2 separate regions of the Mus musculus genome follow, and region 1 is linked to region 2. Evidence: chromatin contacts called from ENCODE Hi-C or POLR2A ChIA-PET data. All regions are on one chromosome and are shown on one strand. Each heading gives the region's core, a stretch centred on a gene start or an enhancer-like site at or near the end of the contact. The rest is flanking DNA. Distances are from core to core; before and after follow the strand shown.

Evidence for each region. Hi-C counts contacts between places; a loop is a spot of excess contacts on that map. ChIA-PET counts read pairs that join two places held with the same protein, here RNA polymerase II (POLR2A).
Region 1: POLR2A ChIA-PET joins it to region 2 with 16 read pairs in Patski. The contact joins the enhancer-like site here to the promoter of Vmp1 in region 2. A Hi-C loop is called at or near these places in 2 of 37 maps with a recorded cell type or tissue (heart and left cerebral cortex). POLR2A ChIA-PET finds 5 or more read pairs at or near these places in 2 of 5 experiments (Patski and embryonic stem cell).

The regions. Positions count from the first base shown.
Region 1 is chr11:86,732,598-86,736,357 of GRCm38, reverse strand. Cltc (clathrin, heavy polypeptide (Hc)) reads left to right here. Exons shown (of 32, transcript NM_001003908.2): 3 at 2,514-2,782; 4 at 3,692-3,760. Among named protein-coding and RNA genes, the nearest start is that of Cltc, 23 kb to the left of the region's middle. Within about 2 kb of position 1,619, at least 1 of the 3 ENCODE cell types and tissues checked has a DNase peak (open chromatin) inside an H3K27ac peak, as active enhancers do; it is left cerebral cortex, where a contact is called at or near this core.
Region 2 is chr11:86,682,448-86,685,891 of GRCm38, reverse strand. Vmp1 (vacuole membrane protein 1) reads left to right here and starts at 2,056. Exons shown (of 12, transcript NM_029478.6): 1 at 2,056-2,152. Ptrh2 (peptidyl-tRNA hydrolase 2) reads right to left here and starts at 1,818. Exons shown (of 2, transcript NM_001098810.3): 1 at 1,769-1,818.

The sequences.
Region 1 (3,760 bases), core at 370-2,869, 51 kb before region 2:
AAGGTACAATAGAAAACTAGAAGTTACTAAGACTAAGAAGTCTAGGTGCAAACTGCTAGACCTTTGAAGTAGCATTTAAAACTGCCTCCTTTTCCTTTGTGCTTTAATTAGGGATTGGATCCAATGCTGCACACATGCTAGGCAAGTGGGCAGAGGGTTGGTACTGGGCTATATCTCAGCCTTTGTTTTTCTTGATAATAAGAAAGAGAATTCAGTTTCCTGGTAATTTATAAAGTGTGGATGAATTAGAGGCACTGAGCTTTTCAACCTGTCTTTTCTTCACGTCATTCAAACTGGGGGCCTGATTTTGGTGTATAGTTTTGTTTTGGTGACACAGGGTCACTCGTTTTGTTGCCCCCGCTGTCCTGATCTTGCTATTAGAGCAGGTTAGCTTCAAATTCACAAAGATCACCTGCCTCTGCCTCCCTAGTGCTGGGATCAGAGACATACACCACCATGCTCAGCCCATTTAATCTTTAAAAATACATCTTGAATAATTCTTAATTGAATAGTTTGGGTCTAGAAGTATTGAGAGTTTTTTTTGCTTTGAGGAGATTTTTAGAATTCTTTTTAGAACATTCTGTTTGTTATTTTGTCTATCTATGTGGGGGGACATACATGTGAAGGAAACTCAGGGAAGTCCGTTCACCTCCCATCATGTGGGGCTGGCTTGTCAGCAAATGCCTTTCCTTCCCTGCTGCACAGTTCACAGACTTAGATTTGGAATCTCTGCATAGATTTTGTTCGTGAGCATCACTAACTAACCTGAAAGTCAAAGATTAGAAGCCTGAACTTTCTAGTTTCGTGGTACAGGTTTTGGAACATTTTGGAGTATCTTACTGGCAGGTTGGGAGCTAAGAATAACCTAGTCAACATAACATCAGAATTTATGTCAGGCAGAATTGATCTCATCTTCAGAAAGGATATTTCACCTTTTACCTATGACCAGATATTTTGGGATAGTATACATTTTGCTTTTACCTAAAAGTATATTACGTTTTAAAGTATTAAAATGTCTGTCGACCTCCTTAAATAATTTGAATTCGAGTGCTTTGCATACATCACACTTCTCTTTTTAAAGGCCATCAGTTGAATTTTGCCAAGTTCTTTTCTATTTTTAATGTTACTGTTATCTTATCACATTTCTTAATGCTTTCTTATGTGTGCAGATGGTGAGTTACCTTAAATTAGATTGTGTTAGTCATTGTCCTGTTCTATAAAAAGAATGATTTAAAAAATTTATAGCTTTGCAAAATAGTGTGTTATACTTTGTGTCTATCTGTCTACTTCATAGCTATTATCCCTTGTTCCTTCCCCAGACGCTTACACATAGTCTAGCCCCCTTCATGTAAAACAGAATAAAAGTCTAGTTATTTAGAGGTTGATGGATACAGTAAAGAAAAGCAAATTCTTTAAATATTCTGCTTCCCTCTGAAGCCAGTTTAAACTTCATGCCTTCTTTTTATAAACAGGACTATAACTTTCACAATTTCTCCAGTCTGGTTGTGGTTTATAAGCCGTGTGGGATGGGAGTCATACACTGTCTTATAGAAGAAGGCTTTGTTGTTTAGTACGATGGGTTGCCGTACAAAGCTCTTAGGCTTTGTCTGTTTCCCACCTCCCTTGTCACCCTCCCACTCTGACAGCTTTTGTCCTTTAGGAGCCAGATTCTCCGTGGCTCAGGAACAGAGTTACCCTCAGTTTCTGAGGATTATCCTTCAGAGCCTAGGCATGGCTCTGGGCTTTGACTGCTGTTGATTTCAGTGAAATCACCTTTCCGACTGTGACAAATTTCAAACGACAAGTATAAGCCCTTGCATCTGACTCTGGACTTTTAACATTAAATGCGAATTTCCCCTACTTTTACTAAACGCTTACTGTCTTAACTGGATGAAGCTTGGACTTTGTTCTCACTCCAGTATATTAACAGCATTGGAAACCACCCTCCCCCTGTCTTCCTCTTCTTTCTCCAGCACTTCTGTTTTCCCTTTGTATCTTAGACCAGTTAAATGTAGCATGCACTATGGTGACCAGCAAAGTTGACATACAACTTCTTTTCAAAACGCAGTTTCCACAAAATCGAGTTGGGTGAGAGATGACTGCATTTTAAAAAGTGGACATTTCCTCCTTGTGTTTCTATTAGATTGGCTTTGTCTTTTGTATATACAGCTACTTTAGTTTATGTGTGAGCTAAGTATGCAATGAAAGTTACAGCTCTGTTTTTTATCAGTAAGAAAGCTTTTCCTTAGTCTTATTTTCACTTTGGATGTAGAATCCTGTAGAAGTCACATGTTTATAGTATTGCCGTTGTGTTCATTAGAGGTAATAAAGAGTTTTGCCTAAGGGTGCAGGTGTACATTGGTTTGCTTGGTCTCAGCTGTAGTTCTAGCAATGTGACTCATATAGTTATTAGTCCCAGGATAAAACCACATTACTTGGAACGTAGGGATAGTTAGCTAGGTATTAATTTTAAACTTTGCTTCTTTTTCATTATTCTTTAATTCTTTATTCAGCTGGCAAAACTCTTCAGATATTTAACATTGAAATGAAAAGTAAAATGAAGGCCCATACCATGACTGATGATGTCACCTTCTGGAAATGGATCTCTTTGAATACGGTTGCTCTTGTTACGGATAATGCAGTTTATCACTGGAGTATGGAAGGAGAGTCTCAGCCAGTGAAAATGTTTGATCGTCATTCTAGCCTCGCAGGATGCCAGATCATCAATTACCGTACAGATGCAAAGCAGAAATGGTTGCTTCTCACTGGCATATCTGCACAGGTAATTCTCGTTAGTTTGTGATGAAGAAGTGGCCTAAAGCCCTGTTTTGTTCAATATCACTTCAGTTAGGTCTTTAAACCCAATGTTACTGAATTTGATTTATTTTGAAAGGTTTTCGTTTTTAGTGATTGTTGGCTTATACCTTTAACCTGACGTGAAACTTGAGTACTCTTACCAGTTTTTGTGTTTTTTTAAAAGATTTATTTATTATATGTAAGTACACTGTAGCTGTCTTCAGACACTCCAGAAGAAGGCATCAGATCTCATTACGGATGGTTGTGAGCCACCATGTGATTGCTGGGGTTTGAACTCTGGACTTTCAGAAGAGCAGTCAGGTGCTCTAACCCACTGAGCCATCTCACCAGCCCCCCTCTTATCAGTTTTTAATTTTCACAGATTAAGGAAAGATTGAGTGATTAGAATGTTTTTGGAGTCTCAGTGTGCTTCAGAGTGAATCTGTATTGTTGTAGTAAGATGGGTAAAGAGATGACAGGATGAGACATGTTTTATTCACATTAGACTTTAATAAGATAATTTTGGAGTTAAACTTTTAAAGTTAAGTATCAATCTACAATAAGAGACTAACATGTGGTGCTGGAGAGATGGCTCATTGGTTAAGAGCACTGACTGCTCTTCTAGAGGTTCTGAGTTCAATTCCCAGGAACCACATGGTGGCTCACAACCATCTACAATGGGATCTGATGCCCTCTTCTGGTGTGTCTGAAGACAGCTACAGTGTACTCATATACATACAATAAATAAATCTGAAAGAGAGAGAGAGAGAGTGTGTGTGTGTGTGACAAGTACTGCTGAAGCTGGCAAACTATTGTAACTGCTTCACTAACTGAATCTGAGATCTGCTGGGTCATTGGATCTCTAAAGATTTTTGTTTCTTGTTTTTATTTGCAGCAAAATCGTGTGGTTGGAGCTATGCAGCTGTATTCTGTAGATAGGAAAGTTTCTCAGCCTATTGAAGGG
Region 2 (3,444 bases), core at 807-3,306:
GAGGCAGCTCACTGACCCTCTTCTCTCCCTCTCTGCATGCTTGGGGTAGACTCTATAGTGGTTCTCAACCTTCCTAATGCTGTAACCTCTTATAGAATTCCTCATTTTATAGTGACCCCCAACTAGAAAATTATCTCATTTTACCTCATAACTATAATTTTGCTACATTGTATGCTAGGAAACATAATATAAATATCTGATACACAGAATATTTGATATATGACCCCATATGAAGGGGTCACAACCCACAGGTTGAGAACTACTGCTCTTGCGCCTCCTGCATGTTAGGCAAGGACTCTCTGAGCCTCATCCCTGCCTCTGTTTACACTGCACCTTGCTAAGGTTGCCTGGGCTGCTCTTGCCATGGTCCTTTTGCCTCAGCCTTCCCAGTAGCTGGGATTCTAGCTATGTATCCTGAAACCTAGCTCCCTTTTCATAATCTTTTCAAAGTAAACATTGTCTGCCCATTTTAATGAAGAAAGCATTCAAAATCCAAAACAAAAGATGGGGGAACAGAGAACCTAAGACCAAGAGAAGTTAAATACAACAAATGTTTGATAGCTGCCTGCCAGGTAGAATTAGGAGTCCTCACAATTTCTAGGTTGTAAAATAAGCAAATCAGATTTGGGGAAAGTTAACGTCTCTACATAGCGTCTATTACAGGATGGGTAATATACTATTCTATCCAAACTGCTAAAGAACCAGACAGGCTGTCATTGCTACCACAGTTCTTTCTTTTTGTGTTTCATTCTTGAGTTTTGTGCACCACTCCCTGCTGACTTTTAAAACTTTAAACCTTCCTCTGAGTTATTTAACTCAACTTCCACCCACTGCTCACCTGACCTTTCTCACAGTTTGCAGTCTCCTAAGCAAAACTACCTATTTGCCTGGAAATATGGATAATATTACACACACGTACATAGTTGGCCCTTCTGTCTGTCCCTATGCTGTCCAATGTGGTAGAGATTAGTGTCACAGAGCAACATATGGCTAAATATTCTTGATCTGCCTTTTCCTGGAAACGGCAACTATGCCTTTGTTTCCAAAGGCTATTACTGACCACCTTGCAACCATGTCTTACTTCAGAGGGTTGTTATGACCAACTTATGTTCACTTTCCGCTGCTATTAACACTGTTTATATGCCAAATCCCCCATTTGGAAACCAATACTCCTGAACTATAAAAATCCTTATTTTCCCCATGTCCAGTGCTGATCTCTTGAACACTGCCTTTTGGGAGAAATAGTCCGTGTAAACGAATAATAATAATAAAAAGTTTGCTTTAATTAATCTGGCCATGATTTGGGTCAGTGGTCTTCCACTTCGAATCCATGAGATTAACAATAGCTTCAGAGTAGAGCGCTTTGCTCACCATGCACAACGTGCATGCACCGCAATACCAATAAATAAAAATACTTTTGAATCCATCTTTAGAATTCTTTTCCTTTTCCAAGCTGGGCTCAACAATTCGAAGACGGATATTTAAAATGTATAGTGTGAGGCCTGTTCTCCATTTTTTTCACGCTAGGGTAGCGTATCAATGCCACCTCTAAGAGGAGGTGTTGCCAGCGACTAAAATTCTGGGTTCTATCTTGGCTTCTTCCAAAGGTTTGCAGAGTAGGCAAGGCAGGCAGCAGCCACGGGGCGGAAGACAATTTATGAAGTAGCTAGGGGGAGGCCGACCGTGGGGTAAGATGATAAGATGCTTTTCAGTAGAGCCATTAAGAACTACACTCCTCTGCACCGTCCTAGAAGGAGTCGAGACTTACCTGGAGCTCGTCTCGCTCACCTCGCAGGTCTCCAAGCCAGAACAAGGAACACGCTTCGCGCGCGCCACCTACTCCTTCCGGGTTTCCTGAAAAACTAGTTCCGGATCAGAAACTACGAAGCGCAGTCATCCTTCTTCTTGTCACACCCACAGAGCCCGAACCGAGAAAGCCGAACCGAAATCCCGCGAGGAACCTCCCGGTGGCCGAAAGGAGGGGGTGGGGGTGGGGGAACGTTTCTCTTTTGGAGGCGGGCTCCTTAAAGGAGCCGGACCGGAAGTGACGCGAGCGAGTTCCGGTTGGCTGGAGCCCAGCGGCGGGTGTGAGAGTCGGTGTTGTGAGCCGCTTCCAGGATCCTGCGATCCGGAGAAGCCGGGGTCTGAGCGGGTAGGTGAGCGAAAGCGGGGAGTCCGGAGCCCAAGCCGAGCTTTCCCACAGCTCGGCCGCTTCCGCAGCTCCCGCACTTGGGTGATGCAGACGCAGAACACGCTGGTTTCCACTTGAGATGGCTCAGGTCACTGCTGACTGGCTGTGTCAGCTGGCGGTGGCCAGGTTATGTGGGACACCTCTCCGCGCTTGGTTACCGGGACATTGAACCCAGACACTCGCGACAGTTCGTTCCAGACCTGGAAGCCGGCTTTGGCTTTCTCAGAGAACCTCACTCCCGAGCTGTCCAGAGCCTTGGGTTAAATGAAGAGGGTCTTCGCTGCTGCTGATTCTCAGGACCTTTCAATGGGTTTTTCTCCTCCCGGGCCACTAGCGCAGTATGCTAAGTATATCTCCGAGAAACGAAGGTATTCGGGTGTACCGACAGTGCAGAGTAGTCAAAGGAAGGGGTCATTACCTCTCAGAGTTATTGCTGTGGACCCACTCAGCTTTTCCTAGGACTGTCATTTAAAAAAAAAAAAAAAAAAAAAAAAAAGAGGGCTCTCCGCTTTTTCCAAAACCTTGATCCCCAACATTTTTATTTCCCCGCAGTGGAAGTACTTGCAGCAAGATAGGGACTTAAAGGTCTTTACGATTCCAAACAGTGTATGGGCTTAGCGGGTTAGGCAGCTATGGGTTGCTTATGACCTCCAGTTGATTTTATGTAAACATCTTTTGCTTTTCTACTCCAGCAAAGAATCCAGGAATGCATAGATCGGCTGTGTATGTGTCTATTGGCAATGTCATTCCTTACCTTTCAGTTCTTTCTTGACGCTTGTGAGAGGTTTCGTAGACAGATTGATCATTTAGAGAACCTTTTCCAGTGTTTCTCTTGGCCTAATGAAGAATTTAATTCCAACTGTTTTAGTTCATTTTTTGAGATGGGGTTTCTCTGTGTAGCCCCGGCTGTTCTGGAACTTGCTCTGTAGACCAGGTCCACCTGCCTCTGCCTCCCGAGTGCTGGGTCCGGCTATATTCCAGCTGTTATTGTCTGAGAATTGTGTTGTCCTTGGGTCTGATTTTAGGGAAGAAGCTTATTTACTACGCTGTATTTTTGTATTGGAGGTGATGTTTTTGTTGACCTTTGGGAGAAAGATGCTGGCGTACCAGACACATGATCAGTTGGAGTAGATGCAAAGTGATTCTGAAGTGGGAATCTCTTCTGCTTAACTTATTTGCCTAGGTTATCTAAAACACAGATGCATTTTAAGGGGTTTATCCTTGGATACATTTAACAATACAATTAAATCCCT